Linked DNA regions of Homo sapiens: region 2 is linked to region 1. A link is a contact called in ENCODE Hi-C or POLR2A ChIA-PET data. All regions are on one chromosome and are shown on one strand. The core of a region is the stretch at or near the end of the contact, and the rest is flanking DNA. Distances in the headings are between cores, read along the strand shown.

Evidence for each region. A loop is a pair of places that touch in the nucleus more often than their neighbours do. ChIA-PET counts read pairs that join two places held with the same protein, here RNA polymerase II (POLR2A). Pooled maps may share reads with other maps.
Region 2: a map of naive thymus-derived CD4-positive, alpha-beta T cell shows a loop between it and region 1 (3-fold over the local background). The contact joins the promoter of THEMIS here to the promoter of MTCL3 in region 1. A Hi-C loop is called at or near these places in 2 of 168 maps with a recorded cell type or tissue (both naive thymus-derived CD4-positive, alpha-beta T cell) and 6 of 50 pooled maps. POLR2A ChIA-PET finds 5 or more read pairs at or near these places in 1 of 52 experiments (T-cell).

What each region holds. Positions count from the first base shown.
Region 1 is chr6:127,515,418-127,521,538 of GRCh38, reverse strand. MTCL3 (MTCL family member 3) reads left to right here and starts at 2,204. Exons shown (of 7, transcript NM_001400265.1): 1 at 2,204-2,960; 2 at 4,837-6,025. The coding sequence starts at 4,925. It overlaps SOGA3-KIAA0408 (SOGA3-KIAA0408 readthrough), which reads left to right and starts at 2,204. Exons shown (of 13, transcript NR_174482.1): 1 at 2,204-2,960; 2 at 4,837-6,025. RefSeq lists a silencer at 5,291-5,520.
Region 2 is chr6:127,897,501-127,903,621 of GRCh38, reverse strand. It overlaps THEMIS (thymocyte selection associated), which reads left to right and starts at 2,564. Exons shown (of 6, transcript NM_001010923.3): 1 at 2,564-2,780. The coding sequence starts at 2,690.

The DNA of each region.
Region 1 (6,121 bases), core at 955-3,454:
GAGATGCAGAGTTTTACATCATGCTATGAAAAGGAGGTGAGGCACTTAAGGCCAATATAGTAAGCACAATTGATGGAGAAGAGGAACCAAGTTTAAGTTGTGATTCTGAAATTTAACTAGAGGAAGTCACTTAACATCTCTGAAACTCAGTTATTCTGTGTTTGGTGGAGAAGATAGTATCTACTTCACACGCTTTGTTTTGAGCACACAAAATGAAAGGGCCTTGCAAAATATAAAGCTATATAAATTAAGATATTGTGATGTAAAGTCGTGAGAATAGGAGGTTGGAAATTTTAAACTACGTATTTCTTAAGGGTTTCCAAGTTGAGACTTTAGCCTTCTTCCCTTGATCGAAGGTCCACATTTTGCTGTGCTATGAAGTGGATAACTCATTATTATAAGCAAACATTAGAAGGCTGATTGGCCTGTCTGCTTCTGAAACACAGTAAAAATAATGCTGAAATCTTTCTAAATCTTGGAAAAAAAGCCTTTGAATAATCATTTTTAAGTTTTGCTTAGTTGAAGCAATATAATTTTAACCAGCAAATAAAGGAATAAATCAGGAAAATATCCAATTCAGAAGTTATTTTTCTTATGGCATACTTATGGGTAAACAAGCATGTTAAATGTTGCTTATACTTATTCTGTATTATTACAGTTTTCAACCTTGAAATTGCATAATACTAAATTATAAAATGAAACATTTAGACACATTGTTTGATTTAAGGATACATAATAATCCATTCTTAATATTTATTTTACTTTTTAAAGTTACTATTTGCACGAAATAAATGATACCGCTTTCGGAAAAAAAATCAAAACATAGATGCCTGAGCAGAGTAAAAATTCTTAGAGAAGCAGGACTATGCATATTCTGTGTCTTTAGACTGTGTTTACAGTATCAATATTTTATTGGTAAAGATTGAGCTGAAAAATATTTGTATCTACTTTATCCATTTTGATTGGATGAGACATGTGCATCTTGATATTTCTTGAGGATATTACAGCTCAAGTTTGGGTACATAATAAGAAATTGCCTAATATAAATTCAAACCAACTTGTGATTACATTTTCACTTGCTTTTTTTTTTTTCCTTTATTTTTGGTATGCTAGTCGAGGTGTGGGCTTTTTATTATAAATGTCACAGATGTCACTTTTCCTGTTCCCAAAGGTATTTGAAAGAAAATAAGGAAATTATCTCAGTTTTCACCAGTATGCTTGAGTGTCCCCAGCACAGGGACAATTTCTTGATTCAGCTTTGCATCCCAGTACCTTGGACAGTGCCAGGCTCAAAATTGGCTTTTAATACCTATTTTGGAACATGAATGATTTTATCGTGATATCATATTTGTTTTATGTGTCTCTAAAGATAAGAATAACCAGAGCTTGAGCATGTTTTTATTTTGCTGTAATAATTGCTTTTATGCAAACTACTCCTAAATTGTTTTTATTTCACTTTTAATGCAAGATCAACACTTGGAAAATTGAATCTCTTGAGCCAAAATTCATGTTGGCACAAAAAGCTATTATTATTTCAAGATATCTTCTTCCTTTTACTTACAAAATCACCATATAAATGTAAGACAAATTAAATTTTAAAATGCCCTTTCAAAAGCAGTACTTACTTTTATTCTCATACTCAAGCTCACAAAGGAATTCTTAGAGGTAGAAGGGAGGCTCCCATGCCCCCCGCCCACCACTGAAAGAAGAAACTGAAAAGAAAAAGAGAAAATTCCACTTAATTTTTAAAAATATTATTACTGTGAAACAGTATGGGTTAGTGTAAATTGTAAAGACATGTATATTCTGAACTCCTCTTTTTAAATGAATTCCCTTTTAGGCTGATATAATGTATTCTTCCTGGTTTCTGTTATTGTTCGCATGCACTACTATAAAGATTATGGATCCCAGCAATTACTCATTTTCACGGTAGAAACCGGCACTCAGTAGAAAACAGGAAAACGTACTGAAGGCAAACCGTTCTGTAAAGGATCTCTGTGGGCCGATATTTATTTCGGTTTGCACTAAATTAGTCGTGGCTTCGCAAGAACCCTTTGTCTGTGGGACGGTGGGTCCCATCATGGCAACCATTATCTATTCGTGGAAACGACATCTGATGACTCCGCCCGGGCTGGGGGTGGGGAGGGAGCACCGCGTGTAGAGCTCGACTGAGAATTAAAGTGAGTGAACAAAGAGAACTCCCAGCAGCCGCCAGCCAGCTGCATCAGGAGATGTTAGTCACGCCCGGAAGGCTGTTCTAGTCCGCCTCCTTGGAAAAGAAGCTCAAGTAAATAATTGATGGAGAATGACCGAACCCAGGACAAAGCTTTGCAGGAAACCAGTGCATCCGTGTTCGAGCGGTTTTGGGATCCTCTGCCAAGTACGGGATAAGAGAATAGAGCAAGGAGTTTGAGCGCTGCTGCCAATCTTCCATCTCGGGCGTGGCTCTGGCCTTTTTGTCTCTTTATCCCGCCACTCCCCACCCCCGTCCCCCGTCCCCCTCCCCGCCTTCTTCTCTTTCCTCTTGAAAGTAACCTCTCTTTGGTTACTTCTACCCTATCGTCCCTTGCAATCCCGCCTTCTCTCCTGCCCAGTTCGGTGAGGTCAGCTCATGAACATCTCTGCACTTCCTGGGGAGCGTCTGGCCCAGCTTGGTACCTCGCGTGTTAGCCTGCTGAGAGCTGCAGCTCCAGCCCAGCCGCGGACCGCCGGGAAGTCACCCGCTCTGGGGGCAGCTGAATCTTGACGTTACCGCCATTGTTTGGAGAAATCGAGTGGGTGTGGAACTGCGGCGAGCGAGCCCAAAGTCATGCTCAGCCGGAAAGTCGCATACAATAATATGAAGTTGAACTTTCCTCGGCGCAGAAAGGCACAATAATAAACCCTGAGATCCCCGGAATATCAGAAGGAAAGTGCTGTTGATTTGTTCAGCTACTTGGAAACCTCGCCTCTGCTGAGAAGTGAGCAAGTTCTGGATTTCTAAAGGGTTGGGGATGAATGATGGGGTGGGTTAGCAGGCGGATAAAACTTGAGATTAAAAGTGTTGGTCTAAGCCGTGCAGGGGTTGGTTGGGTGATAATTTTCACCGGGAAAGCCTTGAAGAGATGCAGCATCTTGTCACTTTGTGGGAACCACGTGACAGCAGCCGGATACCTTTGATTGTGGAGCCCAGTTACTGGAACACAAGCTTTCGCCTGGGTTAATGCTGTCTGAGGGCTGAGTTTAAACATTGGCTTCTCAGCTCTGGAATTATTCTGCCTGATTAAAAACAAAAATAAGTTTGCATTGGCAATATAAGTTAGTTAGATAGCCCATGTTAGTGCCACCCATGATGATAAACTAGGCCAGACATTCTAGTAGTATCGCGACTGGGAGAGAAGATGTAGAAAACAAGTTGGTGGGCAATTTTCCCCCGATGTCTTCTTTGTTCACCTTTATATTTCAAAGTGAGTTGGAAGGAGATGCCAGAAACAGAAAGGGAGGTGGATTAGGAACCCTTCGGTAATATTTCTTTATAAAATGAGGAATTACTGCATGCTAAGTTGTGATGCTAACAATAGATGTTAACAAGAATAATGCAAGTAAAATAACTGGCAGTAAAGTAATCTGCTCTCTGTATAGAACAAATATTTTTAAAGGAGAAATTTATGCCTAGTCATGCCCCTTTCAGTGCTTTAGACAGAAATAATTTTAAGGAAAAGGCAACTAATTGACTAGCTGCCTGGATCCCTAGGGAGAGGAACCCATGAGGCAGTAACTTGCTATTTTTCAGATTAAAGAAGCTAGTGACGGATTTATCTTGGAAATACACATACTGGAAATTGATCTTACCACCATGAGGGAAGATGCACCAGCCTTCTGGGTTCTGTCTCAGAATTGCTATATAGGAGGAAATGGGCACTTTAAAAAGTACAACTTTTGCCTATGATATGCGATGTAAGAAGATGGCTAAGAATGAAAATATTTTCTATCTAGCAATTACACTTAAAACTAAAGTGATTCATAAGACTACAAAACTGGGTAAGCATAGGAAAATTCATCACCAGAAACTTAGGAAACTGCAGAACTGACCACAACTTTTCCAAATGTATTTTAAAAATTATTTCCCAAAAGGGAAAAAATACGTTTTTGGGTTGCTAATAACTAACCCATATAGACAATTCTTAATGCTATTATTTTCTTGAAACTGAGATTGATTTAAAGGCATTCATTATTTATATTTTCTTTTAGTTCTATTATAAAGGAAGTTGGGTGCATTTTCCCAAAAACAACATTAAGGGTTGGAGCTGCCTGGGGAAAGTGTCATTTATCCGTAGAAAATATTCTCTAGGAACCCTACATCATAACCCTTTTCCTCTAATTGAACTTGGGAATACTAATTAAATGAAAACTTTCTCCAGTAAACTAGGCTTTACATATGGATTTGATGGTAAGGAAAGCCAAAGTTGTAAAAGCAGAGTTGACAACTCTAATATATGGATATCTTTTCTTTCTGAAGCTTCTTTTCCACTTTATCCTCTTTTCTTTTATATCTCCCTTTCCATCAATTCCTGTCTGACTCTGTATCTCACCCTTTCCAAAGCCTGCTACCATGAGAATGTAAGGTTCAGCTGCTTTCAGATCCGTCATTTTGCTGAGGTGGAGTGAGATGGAGACAGCGCCACCCTGGGCAAAATGAGAATTGACAGCCCTCCATCCTATTCCTAAAGACAGCCCTGCATCCTATTCCTAAAGTCAAAGCTTCTATTAAGCGCCATCCAAATGGAGCAATATCACCCTTTGCTCTGCAAAAATTCAGACATGTTGTCTTCTTCTCTCCTTTTGTTTCTGTCCCAGCTTAGGAAGGAAGGTTGGCGGCGGTGAAGAGGGAAGAGGATGATCTAGTAATGGGCTCTTCCAAATCGCATCTGGTAGGTTCATAGCCATGAGTCAGCCACCAATCGGGGGCGCTGCCCCTGCCACAGCAGCAGCTTCTCCCGCCGCTGCAGCCACTGAGGCTCGTCTGCACCCGGAGGGCAGCAGCAGAAAGCAGCAGCGAGCTCAGTCACCCGCTAGACCGAGGGACAGTTCGCTGCGACAGACAATCGCGGCCACCCGGTCCCCAGTGGGGGCCGGCACTAAACTCAATTCTGTTCGGCAGCAGCAGCTGCAGCAGCAGCAACAGCAGGGTAACAAGACCGGGAGCCGCACGGGGCCGCCCGCCAGCATCCGAGGAGGCGGAGGTGGGGCCGAGAAGGCGACGCCCCTGGCGCCCAAAGGGGCCGCTCCGGGAGCTGTCCAGCCTGTGGCTGGTGCTGAAGCGGCCCCCGCCGCGACCCTGGCCGCTTTGGGCGGCAGGAGGCCCGGACCGCCCGAGGAGCCGCCTCGGGAGCTAGAGTCCGTGCCCTCGAAACTCGGGGAACCCCCTCCGCTCGGAGAAGGGGGAGGAGGGGGCGGGGAAGGAGGAGGAGCCGGCGGCGGCTCCGGGGAAAGGGAGGGGGGCGCTCCGCAGCCGCCGCCGCCCAGGGGCTGGCGAGGGAAAGGCGTACGCGCTCAGCAGAGGGGCGGCAGCGGCGGGGAGGGGGCCTCCCCTTCTCCATCCTCCTCTTCTGCGGGCAAAACCCCAGGAACCGGCAGCAGAAACTCCGGAAGCGGCGTTGCGGGGGGCGGCAGCGGTGGTGGAGGGAGCTACTGGAAAGAAGGATGTCTGCAGTCTGAGCTCATCCAGTTCCATCTCAAGAAGGAGCGGGCGGCAGCGGCGGCGGCCGCGGCTCAGATGCACGCTAAGAACGGCGGCGGCAGCAGTAGCCGCAGCTCCCCGGTGTCTGGCCCCCCTGCCGTTTGCGAGACCCTGGCCGTCGCCTCCGCCTCCCCAATGGCGGCGGCGGCGGAGGGCCCCCAGCAGAGCGCAGAGGGCAGCGCGAGCGGCGGGGGCATGCAGGCGGCAGCGCCCCCTTCGTCGCAGCCGCACCCGCAGCAGCTCCAAGAGCAGGAAGAAATGCAAGAGGAGATGGAGAAGCTGCGAGAGGAAAACGAGACTCTCAAGGTGAGGAGGGTGGGGGGACCCGGCTGGGGGATGGGAAGAGTGGGCCTGGGAGGATTAGGGCGTGTACCGGCAGGGATCAGAGGCTGCTAACCTGTT
Region 2 (6,121 bases), core at 1,315-3,814, 380 kb before region 1:
TCCAGACATTTTCCTATTTTTCCCCTCTGGTTTATTTTTATTTAAATTTAATTTTAAAATGTATCTAACTTTAATTTCATTGCATGGAAAGTTAGGGAAATTTTCTCCCCAATTATTTAACAACCATTTGTTGAATAAAACATTCTTTCCCACTGCCTTGGAATTTCACCTTTTTCAAATAGTAAATTATTATATACAGTCTAGTTTTTTTTTTAAAATTCTCGTTAATCTATTATTACACCTATAACATGCTGTTCTAATGACCAAACTTCAATAATTCATTTTACTTGATGATTCAAGTACTCTTGAACTCATTGCTCTTCTTTGTCAACCTTAACTTGGCTGCTCACATCAGGATTTTTTTGCCTGTGTGTCAGAAGTGATTACGATCTGGTCTAAAGCAGTAGCAGTGGGGATATAGAGCAAAGACAGAGTGAGTGGTACTGAGTATTGCCATCTATAGGGCCTGATGGATTTAACGGCTAGAGAAAAAAAATGGCATCTCACATGATTCTAAGCCTTCCGGCTTGGGAAACTAAGAGAATAGCAGTGTCATTAATTAAGACTGAGAATACGAAGATGATTATCACAGAGAGAGCGTCATCTGTCGCGAGAGCAGAAGCAGATGGAGCCTAGGTAATTGTAAGAGATTGGTGATACGAAATGGCTGTTTGGCTAGTAGGATAGAAATTTGACTTGGGAATATTAAAAAAATAAGTGATATCCAGCTTGCATTAGATATCAAATGAAATGTATTGTGGCATCAGTTCTAACGGATTCATAATTTTTAAGGAGCAGTCCACAGAAGCCTCTTTCATGTATTCATCCACATGAAATACACTACTAGGCTGTAAACTGTGGGGAGGGGTATGGAAGGCAGACAGATCAAGGGTAGGACATTTTTGGACAAAAAAGTTGCCAGTGAGGAATTTGAATCTAATGATAGTAAACCTGTTGATGTGGTCAATCGTAAATTCTACTTTTATAAAGAAAGAAATGAAGCTGGACTGATTATTGAAAATGTCAAATAGGATTACAAAGAGTTGAAACAGTTTTATAAGCTCCATATCAAAACTAGGCAGTTTTTATCTTTCTAGGTCATTTACATGATGGCCATGGTAGAACTGAGATGTCCCCTGACCCTCTGTATGTGGCTATGCTCTCTGCAGCCTAAGGCCAAAACAGTTAATAGATAAGTGCCTGGGTTTGGTTACTAAAGAAAACGTGTAGATTCCTGTCATCTTTCAAGTGTATACATACCAACCAGTATTCTTTATTTTTTTTTTTTTTTTTTTTTGAGACAGAGTCTTGCTGTGTCATTCAGCCTGGAATGCAGTGGCATGTTCACAACTCACTGTAGCCTCAAACTCCAGGGCTCAAGTGATCCTCCTTCCTCAGCCTCCTCACAGCTGGGACTACAGGCATGTGCCACCATGCCTGGCTAATTTTTTAATTTTTTTGTAGAGACAAAGTCTCACTATGTTGCCCAGGCTGGTTTTGAATTCTTGGGCTCAAGCAATTCTCCTACCTCAGCCTCCTAAAGTGCTGGGACTACAGGTATGAGCCACCGTACCCAGCCTCAACCAATATTCTTCTACTTTACCTTAAAGAGACTTAGGAACTACCACCTTTAATTGTATATATTTTAAATATTGTTTCAGTTACATGCAAAAAATAGAGAGGGGCAGGATTTTGAAGAGATCAATGTTCATGAGTTTTCTCCTGCTTCCTTTGGTGCTGATCATTTCCCCTCCTAAATTTCAACAATAAGATCAGAATTGTGGAATTGTGAACTTGGAAGAAATTATAAAATTTATTGGACTCTTCTACTTCATCTCCATTTAGTAAATAAAACAAATGAAAATCAGAGAAGACAAGGCTGACGTTAGCCTGTAAATCAAAAGCAGAACTAAACCCAGAAAATGCAGGTTTCCTGACAAGTAATTTTAATACTTTCTACTATAGTGTAGAGATTAGAAAACTCATTTTAATGTACTTTGTTAATTTACTGTATCATTTTGCATATTCTATCCCTACCCTACCCTCCTTTAAGATTCAGCAAAATTTTTAATGTGGAAGAATAAAAAGTGGTTTCAATACTCTCTCCAGAGTATAGTATCAGAATTCTAAAAAGAGCTGACGCAAAGCACTTTTATTACCAATTTTAATGTAAAGGCACTGACAGTATGCAAATAAGGCACAAAGCCAAGCTTTAGAAATGAACTAGAGAGATAATGAATTCACATGGTGCCATTTTTAAGATTAGACTTTAGTCCTATATTCCTGTTCTTTGTTGGTGGGCAAGCCACAAGCAACTCTGACCTCAGTTTTGCTACCATAGTAGATGCACACCTGGATTAACAAAGGACAGAATGCGCTACTTAGCACGTCTCATTTTTTGGGCAGTGTCTGTTCACCCCACCCCCATCCTGTTCAACTTCAATGTCAGAAGGAAATGAAGCCACAATGTGAACAAAAAGAGCTATAACATTTTTTGTCTCCTGCTTCCCCCCTCCCTCTTCATTGTCCTCCCCACATAGAGCTACTCCACCCCACTCTGGCTGTAGTGTGACATTCCTGCCTGCCTGAGGAAGAAATGGTGAGCAGGGGCTGCAATTGCAGACAAGTGTCACCCAGAAGCCACAAGTTTCTGTGAGCACCAGGTCTACAAACTACCCAAGGCATAGCAATGGCATTATCACTGGAAGAATTCGTCCACTCCCTTGACCTCAGGACCCTACCCAGGGTTCTAGAAATCCAGGCAGGCATCTATCTTGAAGGTAAGCACTCTCCAATACCTTTACTGGCTAGAACATTCTTGTAAAGTATACATTTTTGAAAATTGGAGGGGGGGAATTTTAACAGCAAATATGTGAGTTCTGGTAAAGGAAAGGCGATCACAAAAGAAAGTAATGAACTGACCAACGAATCGTCAAAAGCCAATGGTGTTGGAGAGGGGAGAAACTAGACAGGACTCTGGGACAGACAGAAATAAGGAATTGAGTGAAGCTTCTTGAGCTTTCTGTAGGCCTTGAATGGTGAACTATTTCTGCCTTTGCTTTGAAATTGGTTGTAATCAAGAATAATAAATTTAGTTATCAATATTTATGTTTCCACAATATAAAAAATAAAATTTAGCTTGCTAAAACAAAAGCAACTATCAAAGGCACAGTGTTTAGAAAGAAGTATTTCCAAATATTTCCCAAACTTTTAGCTCCTAAATGTTGCTTATACCAATGTTTTTCTCACTCTGTAGTGGCCTAACTCCAAATTCCTTAAATAATGAAAATTTTAATTTGAAGGTATAGAAATTATTGCTACAAGATAATTTTTAAAAATTGATGTTGAAACTCAGAGTTCAATTAAACTTATTGAATAATAAGATAGTGAGTTTTGGTGTAACTCACTATGTTAATTCAGGTGAAAGAACATTATAACCTCCAATATACAACCTAGAATCTTTACATGGTTAGTTTGAATACATAGAATACAATTAATAATTCTGTAGGTGTATTTCTGGCCTCAAGAGTGGTAGAATTGAAGCAGTTGTAGAAACAGATCAAGACAAAACTACCAGGAAAATAACTTAACTGTTGGTAGGCAGGTCTTTCTTGTTCGTAGACAAAATAATGTATTACATATTATGTTGCAAAGTAAAAGAAAGATTAACACGTCAGCTCCAGTTTTTATATATATTATATATATATATATATATATAAAATATACACACACATACTTGCAGGTGATGAATTGATATGGGCTGTTATCAGCTTAGTGTACAGTTTTATTTAACTAATTTGTAAGTTGATTTTTGGAATCAGACTATGTTTTGCCGTGTATAATCATATTATCAATGTCTCTATTTCTAAGCCAGCCCCAAATCATTTTTTGTCTCATGGTTTGTGTTTTTTAGGCTTTACGTAAAAAGTCTTTCTTTATGTCTACTTTAAAAAGATATTTTCCTATGTTGTTTTTATCAACTTTACGGTTTCATATTTTGCATTTAGTTTTTAGTCTATTTGGAGGACAATGTTATGAATTGTACAGGGATCCAATTTTAGTTTTCTCTATACAGTTCACCTGATTTCCAGGTACCATTTGCTAAGCTGACAATCTTTCCGCCATTGATTTTTGTTGCCTCCTTCAAATCATATTATATGTTCACCTCTGTATCAGTCTGTCTCTAAAATATCTCTTCTATTCCATTAGTTTATTTTTTTTCTTAGCTGCCCCCAAACACACTATTTTTGTAACTATGGCCTTGCAATACATGTTAATATAGAAATGATGTATAGACCAATCCCTTGTTTTCAATCCTTTTTTCCTAAATTGGCTTAGATATTCATAGACTTTAAAAATGTTTTTATAGATACATAATATATATACATATTTATGGGATACATGTGATATTTTGATACAGTGTGTAATAATCAAGTCAGAGTAATGGGGATATTATTCATTGCCTCAAACTTTTACCATTTCTTCATGTTAGGAACATTCCAATTCCACTACTCTAGTTGTTTTGAAATATACAGTAAATTATTTTTAGCTATAGTCACCCTATTGTACTACCAAACACTAGATCTTATTCCTTTTAACTGTGTTTCTGTACCCATTAATCAACCAACCCCTCTCTATCCCCCTCCCACTACCCTTCCCAGCACCTGGTAGCCATCATTCTACTCTCTATCTCCATGATATCAATTTTTTTAGCTCCCACAAATTAATGAGAACATGTGATATTTGTCTTTCTGTGCCTGGCTTATTTCACTTAACCTAATGTCCTTCAGTTCTATCCATGTTGTTGCAAATGACAGGATTTCATTCTTTTTTATGGCTGAATAATATTCCACATTTTATTTGTCTATTCATCTGTTGATGGACATTTAAGTTGATTTCATATTTTGGCTATTGTAAAAACATGTGAATGCAGGTATCTGTAATATATTGATATCTTTTCTTTTGAATATATATCCAGCAGTGGGATTACTAGGTTGTAAGTAGTTCTATTTTTGTGTGTGTGTGTGTGTGAAAACTTCACACTGTTTCTCATAGTGACTGTACTGATACACATTCCCATCGAGTATAAACGTTCCCTTTTCTCCACATCCTCTCAAACATCCATTATTTTTTATCTTTTTGATAAAAGCTATTTTAACTGAAGTGAGATAATATCTCATAACTTTTTCAATGAGTTTTTATTAAATCAATTGATTCTATAAGAAATCTAACTGGGATTTTTATTGGATTTATTGATTTGGTAGATTAAGTTGGAAAGAATTGACATTCTATATTGTTTTAAGAAAGAATGTAGTGTCCCTCTATGTGTCCAGACCATCTTCTTCATACCTTATTATTTTACTACTATGTTTTACTTCAATTAAGAGGGAAAAAACTAAATACCTTGATCATTTTCACAGTGTAAACACATTCATGTAACTGCCACCCTGGTCCAGAAATAGAAAATTCCAAGTATTCCAGAAGCCCTATCCTGTGCTCTTTCTCAGTCATTATATACTATCTCCCTCAAGTGTAACCACTATCATGACTTTTGTCCATTTATGACCCTTACATAAATGGAAAATTACAGTATGTATTCTTTTCTGGTTGGTATATCTGTTTAACATTATATTTGTGAAACTAATCCATGCTGTTTTATATATAGTTCATTCATTTTCAGTGTATGTTATTCCATTAGATGAATATACTACAATTTATGTATTAATTCTACTGCCAATAGGCATTTGGATTATTTCTGGCTTGGAGTTTCCAGTAATTTTGTCATGAAAATTCTTGTACATGTGTGCCTACGTGTATATGCATTAAGTAGGGCATAAAAGTAAGTAGGATTACTATGTCATATTGTGTGTGTACATTCACCCTTGGAAGCTAATGAAAAGCAAGTTTCTTAAGTAACCCAATTTACTTTCCTACAAGCAGTATATTTGTGTTCCAATTAACTCATATGCTTAGTAACACGATATTATCAGTCTTCTTAATTTTAGTCATTCTGGCAAGAGTATAGTGGTAGCTCATGGTTTTAGTTTTCATCTCCTTGATGACTAATAAGATTGAGCACCTTTTCATATATTTCTTGGATTTTTGGAAATACTCTTTTTTG